Linked DNA regions of Homo sapiens: region 2 is linked to region 1. Evidence: read pairs that join two places in POLR2A ChIA-PET (ENCODE). Cell type or tissue: GM12878. All regions are shown on one strand. Region 1 overlaps ABCG1 (ATP binding cassette subfamily G member 1). Region 2 overlaps AGPAT3 (1-acylglycerol-3-phosphate O-acyltransferase 3).

Region 1 (2,500 bases):
ACACCTCCCCTTGCCCCTCCACTCTCAAAGGGCAGCAATGAGGCTCATGGGAGCACATAGGTGTGAGGCTCTGAGCACACTGCCCGGCGCCTAGGAAACACTAAATCAACAGTGGCCACCAACTATACCCTTGCTCTTTCCCTTTCATTTCTAAAGCCTAAGGTATCAAGCCACACTTCACATTTAGAATGAGAACTAAAAGGCTTTGATCCATCTTAGTGATTCTAAGCTATTATGATTTTATTACATCACATATAAGAAGGGTAGCCATGGTTTATTAAGTGCCACAAGCTGGTCACAGTGCTTCACAGGTATCAAGCTATTTGATCTAATAAGATGGATATTTTTATTATTAATATTTCCTTTTCACAGGAGGGGTAAGTCACCCAGTTGCCCTGCTAGTAGGCGGTGGAGCCAATTCTGAACCCAGACTCTCTTACTGTGGAGCCCACATTCCTGAGCTCTATCCTATACTGCCTCCTCCTTTACTGAGGGCATTTTGCTAACAAGTACTACACCTGGAATCATTTTTTTGAAAGAAATAGCGGGAGAAAGAAAATTTTAACTAAGCTCCACATATAGTTCAATTCATCTTAACCTCCTTGTTACATATTAATTTAGAATTACCACAAAGGAGAGTAAGTGCATTTTCTATAAAGCTACAACATTAATGGATTTACATTAAATATTTGCAAATCCAAGAACAATGTTCACGACCTGCCAATAGGTGTGAGACTGTGGCTCCCACCAACCCCAGAGCTGCTGCCACCTCTCCCTGCCACGAGCTGCCAACCAGAGCAGTGGGCACAACATCCTCAATTTTCAGTCATGACCATCTAGCCACAAGACTAAAACACGCAGGAGCTGATAACATCTCACATCCTCCTAAGATAACCTGCATCAACCTCGCCCGTGAGCCAAATTCTGAAGTGTAATGTTGCTTGCCAAGCTTTGTTTGAATGGTGGAAATTTCCATCCAGTAACTCACAAATGTAGATACTGAAATATAAATAGTTCAAAGATGCAAAGCTTGTCATCCAGCGATCTGAAAGTACTTGAGAGATCTCTCAGAAATAATAAGACTGTTACCTGTCTTGTACACGCAAGTACACAAGTCTCAAGATAGAGGGATTTAACGCGTCTGAAATTAGTCATAATATGAGCCATGAGGAAGAAACCAGAAGTCTCAGAAAAGGAACCATACAAAGATTCTCTTGGAGGACAACTCCAGGGAGCATGTAGCCTGTCTTGGGGGAAAGCACAGAGCTCAGAGTGTTGAGATTCGAAATCCCCATTTTGTGTAAGAGATGGCACTCTCTGTGATGCCCAAGCAAAGGCCCTCACTGCTTCCGGCCACAGCATCTTCCTCCCTCAAAAAGAATGGGTAGAAAACCTGACCGCAGGGTTGCTGTGAAGACAGAGTAAGTTACTGCTCACAGACTAATAAATACCAAGCTAATACTATTATTATTAGAAAGAGGAGTATTTGCCTTCATGAAACCAGGAACACGAAAATCAATTTTTAGCAAAATTTGACCTGTAACATTAAAATACCTTGAGCACTATTGTGTGCCAGCCCTGGCTGTAGTGATGACCTCTGCTATTCCTCACTCCAATCCTGAGTTTGGCACTTGGATCAGCCCTGTTCTGCAGATGCAAAAACTGAGGCCCAGGGTCACATGGTTAAGAAGAGGTGGAGCTGGCATTCAAGAGTAGGCTGCTTGACCCAGAATCCAGGCTCTTACCATTCCCCAGCCACCCCTCTGTCCATCCACGGTGCTGTGCGGCCAAAGAAACAGCCCTCAGAAACCACCTGCGTGAAGCTTAGTCAGAGGTGGCTCATGGGTTTGACACAGCAAGGGAAGATCAAAACAGCCCAGCATCTCAAGGCTCTTGGTTTTCCTCTCTACTTCTCCTCTCTACCAAGCTGTCTTTGAGGGTAAAAGTATAGGCTCTTCTACTGTGATTTAGCTTTTTGTGATTCCATTCATTCATTTGCATGCCAGCTCTGAGCCAGGCACTGGCTGGGCAGCTGAGACGCAGGGGTAATTTTGGAAGCTCAGAAGAGAAGCACAAAATCCCATGCTGAGTGCCATAATCCCATGATCGTAGGGGCAGAGGAGTACGAAGAGTAACCAAGAAAGACTCTCCTGGCCACAGGGTTAAGGGTGAATGAAGGAAGGCTTCCCCTAGCCTGGGGAGATGAGGTGGGTTCTTGGTAGAGAGAGTGGCCCAAAGAAAGCACAAATGCTAGAATGACTGGCAGTTCAGCCTGGCTAGCCCATGGGGAGTGGCTGCGGAGACGCAGGGCTGGGAGAGAAAAAGGGCTCCAAGAGAGCCCTGCTGGCCAGGCTAAGCTCTTTGAAATTCATATTCTAGAGACTTAGCCAACTCAGATATTGAGGTATAGTTCTCAAGAAGCACAGAACGCCCCTGGGAAGAGAGAAGGTGACAAAATGATGCTGCCCATTTTCCTCTCTAAACCAGATGAAATTCAGAG
Region 2 (2,500 bases), 1.7 Mb before region 1:
CAACCCCTACAACACCAACATCCACAACACCCACAACCCCCACAACACCCATAACACAACACCCCCAACACCCACACCCCCTACAACCCCCACAACACCCACAACACCCACACCCCCTACAACACCCACAACACCCGCAACCCCTACAACCCCCACAACCCCCACAACACTCACAACTCCTACAACACCCACAACACAACACCCACAACCCCCACAACACCCACAACACAACCCCCACAATACCCACAATACCCACAACACCCCAACACAGTTCTGCCGGGGAAGATGCCAACTCGACCACCCGGTAGATAAGGCAGCGAAACGAGTTATGCGGACCCCCACCTGCCAGCCTCCTCCCCTGTGTGCCACACATCCCCCCACCTTTAAAAGTTCCCACTTTCTGCTCCAAAAGCAAAGTGGTACCCTCACTTTACCTCTTCCCCTAAGCTAGCTTTGGAATAAAGTCACTTTCTTTATACCCGACGTGCTCTTGTTAATTGGACTCTGCCAGCAGCAAGCGACTAAACCTGTGTTTTGGTCACAGAAACTGTGAAACTGTGTCACACAGAGGCAGAACTTAAAGGCAGAGAGGACACACAGACGGACACCAACGTGGAGATGACTGGAGTGGGAGCGTAAAGCTGCACTCTATAAAACACCTGCAACCAGACGGCAGACCTGAGCGCCTGGAGGGCTCAGCAGAGACCCGGAGGGAGGGTTGTGCCACGGCAGTGCAGGGCAGCAGAAGGAGGAGCAGCGGGACCGCGCCGGCAACAGGCTCACAGCACCCAGAGGGGCGGATGTGCCCTGGATGGAGGTGACGAGCAAGAAGGCTGACAGCGGTACGTGTGTGGGGGGCGGGGGCGGGGGTGCTTACCGTGTGCTTTGAGGACAACCCAGCAAATGGGGCGGTGGGGCAGGCCAGGGCAGAGTGGGCCCCCCTCACTTGCCCGCAGGGTGCCCGGGAGTGGGGAGAGGAAACAGCTTGGCTCTGGGACAGGAGAGAGGGGCCACGGGCTCTGCCACCGTCACTGTTCCTAGAGAAGCAACAGACCTTACCCAAAAAGGAGCAGCCTGAGGATCTTAGATACAGACACGAGCACGAGGCGGCCACAAACAAGACTCCAACTTCCCCGGCTATCCGCTCAACACCACCAAAAACTCGACCGAAGTGAAACAAAAACCCAGAGAGGCAAGAGCAGAAACCACGCATGGGAAGATGCAGGCGTCTGTGCTGTGTGTGCGAACGTGCATGTATTTTATCTGCAACTCCCTAAAATACACAAAATGACCACAGCCCTGGTCCAAACACACCAATCATATCTACCGATACAAAAAGCCTCCAATCACCTACTAAAAGGACAACATTCGCACTGGCTTAAAACAAACCCCAACTCTGCAGATAGAAGAGAAAGACCTAAAACAGAGAAATTCAGCAGAGTTAAAAATACATGAAATAAATATATACTGGAAAAATGCAAAAAAAAAAAAAAGGGTTCAATATCTTGATATTAGACAATAAAATATCAGGCCAAATGAAATAAATGAGACATCAGGAATATAACGCTAAAACTAAAATTCTTAGAGCAGATATAGTCATTCGATATGTTCGTACCAAATAACCCGACACACTTCATTCAGCAGAAATTCTGGGGATGCTACAGAAACCCATCTCAGCATGTGAAGGCAGGAGACGTGCGTGTCCCTTCCAACCCGAGACAGAACACGCGGGCAAGAAATAAGCACACAAGGCTGTCAGACATATAAACAACAAAATTAAAGAAGCAGTGCATAAGGAGAAAGAGGCAATTCTGTACTTGGTAAGAGAGAACACACCTTTCTTTTTTCAGTATCCCATGGAAACATTCATAAACAGCACCCATATATTAAGCAGCAAAGAAATTTTCAACCAATACCAAGTAATAATTAAAATACAAACAATATTCCCTAGAAATTAGTAACAAAATCAGAAAACAGGGTTTTCTACACTGAAATTTAAACATTATCTTCTTAGATATTCCTCTTAAAGGGAAAATAGAAGTAAAAACTGAAGAATTTTTAGAAACCATACTAATAAAACTAAAGCAGTGCTTTAGAGGAAAATTTAACCCATTGATTACTTTACATCTTTAGAAATGAAAGCAAGACAGTAAGAGAATGAATGAAGCCTCCAACTTAAAAAGTTGAAAATTACAAAGTAACTGAAGGAATTAATAAATATAAAAGGAAAAAAATTTTTTTTAATCTTAATAGCTAAATTGAAATTTTTTTTAAATCAACAAAACAGTAAGCTACTTATAGCAGTTTTTAAAAAAAGCTAATCAAGGCCCAGCACAGTAGCTCACGCCTGTAATCCCAGCACTCTGGGAGACCAACGCGGGTGGATCACTTGAGGTCAGGAGTTCAAGAGCAGCCTGGCCAACATGGAGAAACCCCGTCTCTACTAAAAATACAAAAATTAGCCAGGCATGGTGGTGCATGCCTGTAATCCCAGCTACTC

The links. ChIA-PET counts read pairs that join two places held together with the same protein. Peaks named below come from ENCODE experiments on the same cell type or tissue, not always from the same donor. Only the 100,000 strongest peaks of a DNase experiment are listed, where the experiment ranks them.
Region 2: POLR2A ChIA-PET joins it to region 1 with 16 read pairs; 2 of 35 experiments call an interaction of 5 or more read pairs at or near these places.

The regions. Positions count from the first base shown.
Region 1 is chr21:42,237,106-42,239,605 of GRCh38, reverse strand. The region is part of intron 2 of ABCG1 (ATP binding cassette subfamily G member 1); the gene reads right to left. Among named protein-coding and RNA genes, the nearest start is that of ABCG1, 19 kb to the right of the region's middle. RefSeq lists an enhancer at 2,288-2,337. In GM12878, no CTCF peak of the experiment used is centred here; a DNase peak (open chromatin) is centred at 1,275; H3K27ac peaks cover 1,254 bases.
Region 2 is chr21:43,915,537-43,918,036 of GRCh38, reverse strand. All of the region lies in intron 2 of AGPAT3 (1-acylglycerol-3-phosphate O-acyltransferase 3), which reads right to left. Among named protein-coding and RNA genes, the nearest start is that of AGPAT3, 52 kb to the right of the region's middle. RefSeq lists enhancers at 678-727, 250-799, 800-1,350. In GM12878, no CTCF peak of the experiment used is centred here; DNase peaks (open chromatin) are centred at 544, 792 and 1,196; H3K4me3 peaks cover 1,659 bases; H3K27ac peaks cover 1,387 bases.